2 separate regions of the Homo sapiens genome follow, and region 1 is linked to region 2. A link is a contact called in ENCODE Hi-C or POLR2A ChIA-PET data. All regions are on one chromosome and are shown on one strand. Each heading gives the region's core, a stretch centred on a gene start or an enhancer-like site at or near the end of the contact. The rest is flanking DNA. Distances are from core to core; before and after follow the strand shown.

Region 1 (4,283 bases), core at 272-2,771, 380 kb after region 2:
AATTAGCCAGGCATGGTGACACGCACCTGTAATCCCAGCTACTCAGGAAGCTGAGGCAGGAGAATCGCTTGAACCAGGGAGGTGGAGGTTGCAGTGAGCCACATCACGCCACTGGCCTTCAGCCTGGGTGACAGAGTGAGACTCCGTCTCAAAAAATAAATACAAAATTAAAAAGCCAGGCGTGGTCCACGGTCCCAGCCACTTGGGAGGCTGAGGTGGCAGGATAACTTGAGCCCTGGAGGTCAAGGCTGCAGTGAACGGTGATCACACCACTGCACACCAGCCTGGGGACACAGCCAGACTTTGTCACAAAAAAGCAAAAACAACTGGCCAGTGTATGAGGGGCTCGTGTTTTTTGTTTGTCTGTTTGTTGAGACAGAGTCTCACTCTGTCGCCAGACTGGAATGCAGTGGCACATTCTCGGCCCACTGCAATCTCTGCCTCCTAGGTTCAAGCAATTATCTGCCTCAGCCTCCCAAGTAGCTGGGATTACAGGCGCCCGCCACCACGCCCGGCTAATTTTTTTGTATTTTTAGTAGAGACGGGGTTTCACCACCTTGGCCAGGCTGGTCTTGAACCCCTGACCTCATGATCCACCCGCCTCGGCCTCCCAAAGTGCTGGGATTACAGGCGTGAGCCTCCGCGCCCGGCCAGGGGCGCGCGTTTTTAAAACATGGGAGAGGGAATTGTGCTTCACAATCACCATCAGGTGTCTCGATATCGGGTGCCACGCCGTCCCGCTTCTGAGGCGCGGCGGCCCACTTTGGCAGGCCGAGGCGGGTGGATTACCTGAGGTCAGGAGTTCGAGACCAGCCTGACAAACATGGTGAAACCCCCGTCTCTACTAAAAATACAAAAAATTAGCCGGACGTGGTGGCGCATGCCTGTAATCCCAGCTACTTGGGAGGCTGAGGCAGGAGAATCGCTTGAACCCGGGAGGCGGAGGTTGCGATGAGCCGAGATCGCGCCATTGCACTCCAGCCTGGGAAACAAGAGCGAAACTCCGTCTCAAGAAAAAAAAGGAAAGACCCCCCCTCCTTCTCCCGCCGGAAATACCCTCTTTCAGGACGGCGCGCCTGTGCGGCGCACGCGCGCTCAGTTACTTAGCAACCTCGGCGCTAAGCCACCCCAGGTGGAGCCCAGCAACAACAGAGCCACCGCGTCCCCCACCAATCAGCGCCGACCTCGCCTTCGCAGGCCTAACCAATCAGTGCCGGCGCTGCAAGGAAGTTTCCAGAGCTTTCGAGGAAGGTTTCTTCAACTCAAATTCATCCGCCTGATAATTTTCTTATATTTTCCTAAAGAAGGAAGAGAAGCGCATAGAGGAGAAGGGAAATAATTTTTTAGGAGCCTTTCTTACGGCTATGAGGAATTTGGGGCTCAGTTGAAAAGCCTAAACTGCCTCTCGGGAGGTTGGGCGCGGCGAACTACTTTCAGCGGCGCACGGAGACGGCGTCTACGTGAGGGGTGATAAGTGACGCAACACTCGTTGCATAAATTTGCGCTCCGCCAGCCCGGAGCATTTAGGGGCGGTTGGCTTTGTTGGGTGAGCTTGTTTGTGTCCCTGTGGGTGGACGTGGTTGGTGATTGGCAGGATCCTGGTATCCGCTAACAGGTACTGGCCCGCAGCCGTAACGACCTTGGGGGGGTGTGAGAGGGGGGAATGGGTGAGGTCAAGGTGGAGGCTTCTTGGGGTTGGGTGGGCCGCTGAGGGGAGGGCGTGGGGGAGGGGAGGGCGAGGTGACGCGGCGCTGGGCCTTTCCGGGACAGTGGGCCTTGTTGACCTGAGGGGGGCGAGGGCGGTTGGCGCGCGCGCGCGTTGACGGAAACTAACGGACGCCTAACCGATCGGCGATTCTGTCGAGTTTACTTCGCGGGGAAGGCGGAAAAGAGGTAGTTTGTGTGGTTTCTGGAAGCCTTTACTTTGGAATCCCAGTGTGAGAAAGGTGCCCCTTCTTGTGTTTCAATGGGATTTTTATTTCGCGAGTCTTGTGGGTTTGGTTTTGTTTTCAGTTTGCCTAACACCGTGCTTAGGTTTGAGGCAGATTGGAGTTCGGTCGGGGGAGTTTGAATATCCGGAACAGTTAGTGGGGAAAGCTGTGGACGCTTGGTAAGAGAGCGCTCTGGATTTTCCGCTGTTGACGTTGAAACCTTGAATGACGAATTTCGTATTAAGTGACTTAGCCTTGTAAAATTGAGGGGAGGCTTGCGGAATATTAACGTATTTAAGGCATTTTGAAGGAATAGTTGCTAATTTTGAAGAATATTAGGTGTAAAAGCAAGAAATACAATGATCCTGAGGTGACACGCTTATGTTTTACTTTTAAACTAGGTCAAAATGCAGATCTTCGTGAAAACCCTTACCGGCAAGACCATCACCCTTGAGGTGGAGCCCAGTGACACCATCGAAAATGTGAAGGCCAAGATCCAGGATAAGGAAGGCATTCCCCCCGACCAGCAGAGGCTCATCTTTGCAGGCAAGCAGCTGGAAGATGGCCGTACTCTTTCTGACTACAACATCCAGAAGGAGTCGACCCTGCACCTGGTCCTGCGTCTGAGAGGTGGTATGCAGATCTTCGTGAAGACCCTGACCGGCAAGACCATCACCCTGGAAGTGGAGCCCAGTGACACCATCGAAAATGTGAAGGCCAAGATCCAGGATAAAGAAGGCATCCCTCCCGACCAGCAGAGGCTCATCTTTGCAGGCAAGCAGCTGGAAGATGGCCGCACTCTTTCTGACTACAACATCCAGAAGGAGTCGACCCTGCACCTGGTCCTGCGTCTGAGAGGTGGTATGCAGATCTTCGTGAAGACCCTGACCGGCAAGACCATCACTCTGGAGGTGGAGCCCAGTGACACCATCGAAAATGTGAAGGCCAAGATCCAAGATAAAGAAGGCATCCCCCCCGACCAGCAGAGGCTCATCTTTGCAGGCAAGCAGCTGGAAGATGGCCGCACTCTTTCTGACTACAACATCCAGAAAGAGTCGACCCTGCACCTGGTCCTGCGCCTGAGGGGTGGCTGTTAATTCTTCAGTCATGGCATTCGCAGTGCCCAGTGATGGCATTACTCTGCACTATAGCCATTTGCCCCAACTTAAGTTTAGAAATTACAAGTTTCAGTAATAGCTGAACCTGTTCAAAATGTTAATAAAGGTTTCGTTGCATGGTAGCATACTTGGTGTTTTGTCATGAAATTCTCTAGTGATGTGTGGGTACGCTTAAAACTGGTGAAAATGTTTAGGGATTTAATTTTGAGATTGGTAATGTGCTCAAAGTTAAGTCACTTGACTTTGGTATACACTTGGGTGGGCTGAGGGGCAAGAGCCTTCTTTGCTGTTTAAGTCATTACAAGTTAGGATCCTGGGTAAATGGCAAACTTTCTGAAGCTCGAATTTAAAGTCTGTTGGGAGGCCGAGGCAGGCGGATCACGAGGTCAAGATATGGAGACCACCCTGGCCAACATGGTGAAACCTTGTCTCTACTAAAAGAAAAAAATTAGCTGGGCGTCGTGTCGCCTGCCTGTAGTCCCAGCTATTCGGGAGGCTGAGGCAGGAGAATCACTTGAACCTGGGAGGCAGAGGTTGCAGTGAGCCGAGATCGTGCCACTGCACCCCAGCCTGGCGACAGAGCAAGACAACATCTCAAAAAGTTGGATATGCAGGCTTTTTAAAAGATGGTCTTGCTCTGTAGTCCAGACTGGTATACAGTGGCACGATGACAGCTCACTATCATTCCTGGGCTCAAGTGATTGCAGGCATTTTCTTTACATTGAAGGAAAGCAAATGTGCCTGTTGAGACCTAATCAAGGATTGCTGGAGAAACAAAGTTTTGATTGAGGCTGCTTGAATAGTGGTAACGTAACTGCTTTCAGTTCTGCAATTAATTGGGTGACTATGAGCTGTGTGTTTATTGCTCTGTAGTGTATTACACCAAAGTGTTTAACCTGGGTGGTAGTATGGGACCATAATCTTGTCTCTTTGCTGTATATGCTTTAACTGATGAGCCAAGCAGCAGCTAATCACCGAGTATGGAAGACGACTGGCTGAGGAGAAAGATGGCTTGCAGGTACTTAATGTTGAAAACGGTATTCTGATCTAAGACAATCTTCCTGATCTTGATAAGTTAGGTGGCAAGTTAAAGTGGTTCCTCACTTTTTTTTTGGACAGTCTCTCTTGCCCCAGGCTGGAGTGCAGTGGTGCGATCTCGGCTCACTGCAACCTCCACCTCCCAGGTTCAAGCAGTTCTCCTGCCTCAGTCCCCCACATAGCTGGGACTACAGGG
Region 2 (4,354 bases), core at 1,265-3,764:
AGAAAACTGTAGGATATACTAAACATAGGACCCAACAAAGATACAGAGAATTCCCAGATAATAATGGTTAAGAGAGATCTCAGCAAACAGCCGAGAGATCAGCCAGTCCATATTAAGCAAGTCCGAAGGCTCTAGAGATGTCTTCAGGAAGGTGAAACTGATAACATACTTCGTTCATCTGAACATCTTGAGGGGAGATTGAGAACACTAGTAAAGGATGTGAGGTTAAAGTAGGAATAAATATGTAAAAAACTAAATAAGCACATAAACAAAACCAAGATAGTTGTAACTCCAGGGAAATCCAAAAGTTACAAAGAAAACAAAAAGTAATCATAGCTTCCTACATGGTTCCACTGTGACTAGTTTATATATCATCATACAAATAAAACTTGGAATCTTGATCTAAAAAAATTACCACTGAAGAATGGGGGTTAGGAAGGGTGCATAACTATATATTAATAGAAAAAAGATTTTGAAAAAGACAGAAAACAGGGCTTCTGAAAATAAACATGAATCAACAGCATTGGTTCCTGTGTCTGAACCATGGGTGTCAGGGGCAATGATTATGCCCCCTTCAGGACTGTCAATGTGTCTTGTGAACCTTCTTGTTGGAGGGAAAAAACCCAAAACTGGCTGGGCACGGTGGCTCACGCCTGTAATCCCAGCATTTTGGGAGGCTGAGGTGTCCGTATCACAAGGTCAGGAGTTTGAGACCAGCCTGGCCAATATGGTGAAACCCCGTCTCTTCTAAAAATACACAAATTAGCCGGGTGTGGTGGCATGCGCCTGTAGTCACAGCTACTTGGGAGGCTGAGGCAGGAGAATCACTTGAACTTGGGAAGCGGAGGTTGCACTGAGCTGAGATCGCCCATTGCACTCCAGCCTGGGAGACAGAGCAAGACTCTGTCTAAAAAAAAAAAACAAACCAACCCAAACTACTGTCAGTGTATGGATTAACCTATTCAGACACAGAACAGTTCTGGCGATTATTGTTTAAAGTGACAGCATTCCAAACCCTCAGGCCATCAAATCTGAGAGCCCAGAACAATTGTATAAGCTAACATCAGTTGGCTTTTTTCCCATCCTTTTTGGAAACAAGTATGTTTGAATACTTGGCTGCACTAATCTTTCAAGCACATATACTTAAGTCTCCTTAATTTTGACTGAGATGAGGAAACAAAGTTGGCTTATTTTTCTCAGTTCCTTAAAAACAGTAACTCAAGATAAACCCTTTCAAAATGCAGTACAGTACTTTTAAAACAAAAGCCATCCAAGTTGAATAAGCGATGGCAGTTTGGGGGCCTGATATGGCTGTTATTTATAAGGTGGCCATTTTTACATCCTAAGAGTAGTTCATTAGTCAATGCATTTTGAGTATATCAAATTTGATTTGATCTTATCCTAGCATACTCTGAACACATCTTGAGATCAACCCTTCTCAAGTGATTTTGGTGAGCATAGCCAAAGAGTACCCTCTGCTGGTCAGAAAAAAAATGGTGCTTTCACAATACCCAGATTTACTCCAACGATTGCATATGCATTTAGGTTTTGTGGCTCTTAAAATGCTTTTTTTTTTTTTTTTGAGATGGAATTTCGCTCTTGTTGCCCAGGCTGGAGTGCAATGGCGCGATCTCGGCTCACGGCAACCTCCGCCTCCCGGGTTCAAGCGATTCTCCTGCCTCAGCCTCCTGAGTAGCTGGAATTACAGGCGCCCGCCACCACGCCCAGCTAATTTTTTGTATTTTTAGTAGAGACGAAGTTTCACCATGTTGGCCAGGCTGGTCTCGAACTCCTGACCTTAGGTAATCCAACTGCCTCGGCCTCCCAAAGTGCTGGGATTACGGGAGTGAGCCACTGCGCTGGGCCTACTTTTTAAAGTGTATGGAAGCATTAACTTTAATGTTAACATCAGAATTTGAGAAAAAGAAGTTTAATAATTCAAAATTTCGTGTAAAATAATCAAGAACTCCACGTTTCTATCACTCACTGTAGGCTCCCGTCCCTTCCACCCCCGGGCGGGGACCCCTCCCAGCGACCCGGCCAGCTCTCAGCACTTCGGTCCCCACTGGCCTACTCGCTCCGACGGAGGGGCTCCTGCAACTGCGCTGTACCGTAAATATTTGCTGAATCGATTTGACTTTTACTTGTTCCAATTTCGCTTTTTTGTTGTTTTGTTTTTTTGTCTTTTTACGAACAAGAGGTTTAGAGAACCACATGGAAAAAAGGCAGGGCCAGGCCCGGACACCCCGCCTCCTGCCTCCCGGCCCGGCGGTGCCCGGATGCCCCGCCCGCGCCCATGGCGCAGCCACACACGACCTCGGTCCCGTACTTCGCGCGCTCTCCTGCACCGCCGCCGCCATCTCGCTCAGGAGCTCCTCCACAACCGCCGGCAACACTACGGCCATCGCGCCGCAGGACACGCCCTCCACGACCGGCGGACCGCCGCGACGCTCCAGCTGACTGCGCCTACCTGTGGAGGATCCTGACCCCCCGCCGGGGCAGGGCGAGACGGAGTGACGTCGGGGCGCGTCATCGCGCGTGCGGACGCAGGGATGTCCTGCTCAGTCGTCAGGGCCCGGCCAATCCGGAGGGCGCTCGGCGCGTGGTCGGGGGCCAGGAGCGCGTCTGGCCTGCAGTGCGCAGAGGACGCGGCGGGAGCATGTTCCGGCTCCTGAGCTGGAGCCTGGGCCGAGGCTTCCTGCGGGCCGCGGGGCGGCGGTGCCGGGGCTGCTCCGCGCGCCTGCTCCCGGGGCTGGCAGGAGGTCCGGGGCCCGAGGTGCAGGTGCCGCCATCCCGAGTCGCGCCGCACGGCCGGGGCCCAGGCCTGCTGCCGCTGCTGGCAGGTGAGGGGCGCGGGCCGGGCGGGGCCGGCCGGGCGGGGACAGGGGCGCGGGCCGGGCCCGATGACCTCAGAGCCCCTTCCCGCAGCGCTCGCCTGGTTCTCGAGGCCCGCTGCGGCAGAGGAGGAGGAGCAGCAGGGAGCCGACGGGGCCGCTGCCGAGGACGGGGCGGACGAGGCCGAGGCAGAGATCATCCAGCTGCTGAAGCGAGCCAAGGTGAGGCGGCTCCGGGCCCTGCGCCCGGCCGAGCGCGGTAGCCTTTGTGAGCGGGGTCTTGGCGTTGCTGCGCATTACTCTCTCCGCCTCGCCGAAGAGTGGATGGAGGCTCCGCGGGTAAAATTGCCGAGAATGAGGTGGGTCATCCGAGAGGGGATTGGAATCCATCCAGGCTTTTCCGACTCTAAGGCCTGCAGTAAAACCTCTGCAGTGTCAAGTGCAAATGGAGATGGCGCCCTAGGCATCACGCTTTATGCAAACGAAATATCGGGAACGTTTTGTAGTGGTTTTATCAATTAACCAGCCTATCTGAAATGACATAATTTCGCACGTATATAGCGGCCTGAAAATGGCAACTTAGTGTTGGTTATGCGGTTCGGTTCTCCTCCTGAATTCTTCCTTTTCTCCACATCCTTTTCTATTTTTTTTTCCTCCTCTTTTCCCAAGTTATCTCATCTCTTCCATTGAGCTAAATACCTACTCGATGCCAACAACGTCCAAATTTGTATTTCCATTCTGTAGTGTGCTACTGACATGCCATTTGCACTTTAGGACCATACCTACCTCTCAGATTTAACATGCCCAAAACTAAACGATCTTTAATGCCTCCTCAACATACGCTTTCGCCATCTCTTTACTACCATCAGTTTTTCAGCCTAAAAACCTCATAGTCATTCTTAAAACTTGTGGTACCTTACCATTGCCTTCCAATACACTTACAGTCCAGCAACAAGTCCTGTTGCCAACAAATGCAAAATATTTCTCAAATCTTTCCCCTTTTGTCTATCTCCCTTGCTGTCACCCTAGTGCAAACCATCATTGCCACCAACTATGCTCCAGTAGTCTTTCCTGGCCTCCTGGCCTCTTGCAATCTATTCTCCATGCAGAAACCAAAGCGACCAAAAAAAAAAAGAGTAAATTGGATTATGTCATCTCCTTGTCAGAAAGCTCTGAATGGCTACCCACTGCATTTATGATAAAATACAAACTCCTTGCCTTGGCTTGCAACACCCCACATGATCTAAACCAGCATATACCTTGCCCACCCATTTGGCAGTAATCCTCTGGCTCACCATCCTCCCTTCACATCTATTTCTTTGCATTTCTTCCTCAAAACCATTCTCTTCAGCTTGTAGGGACTTCACTCATTCTCTACCCTCTGTTTGAGTCATTGTTCTCCCCAGGTCCTTATTTGGTTGACTCATTCTCATCCTTACTACCTCAGTTTAGCTGTCACTTCCTTGGAAGGCTTCCCTAAGTCCTATTTAGAGGAGACCCCTTATCATTCCTTTCTGTCA

What was found. A loop is a pair of places that touch in the nucleus more often than their neighbours do. ChIA-PET counts read pairs that join two places held with the same protein, here RNA polymerase II (POLR2A). Pooled maps may share reads with other maps.
Region 1: a loop to region 2 is called in a pooled map, with 19 times the contacts of the local background. The contact joins the promoter of UBB here to the promoter of ZSWIM7 in region 2. A Hi-C loop is called at or near these places in 1 of 168 maps with a recorded cell type or tissue (HepG2), 1 of 37 single-sample maps with no recorded cell type and 9 of 50 pooled maps. POLR2A ChIA-PET finds 5 or more read pairs at or near these places in 3 of 52 experiments (CD4-positive, alpha-beta T cell, T-cell and activated CD4-positive, alpha-beta T cell).

Annotation. Positions count from the first base shown.
Region 1 is chr17:16,379,570-16,383,852 of GRCh38, forward strand. UBB (ubiquitin B) reads left to right here and starts at 1,522. Exons shown (of 2, transcript NM_018955.4): 1 at 1,522-1,615; 2 at 2,333-3,171. The coding sequence starts at 2,339. The coding sequence ends at 3,028. RefSeq lists an enhancer at 1,222-1,501.
Region 2 is chr17:15,997,190-16,001,543 of GRCh38, forward strand. ZSWIM7 (zinc finger SWIM-type containing 7) reads right to left here and starts at 2,515. Exons shown (of 5, transcript NM_001042697.2): 1 at 2,330-2,515. The coding sequence starts at 2,405. It overlaps TTC19 (tetratricopeptide repeat domain 19), which reads left to right and starts at 2,635. Exons shown (of 10, transcript NM_017775.4): 1 at 2,635-2,843; 2 at 2,929-3,056. The coding sequence starts at 2,660. RefSeq lists silencers at 2,089-2,248, 2,599-2,988 and an enhancer at 2,389-2,478.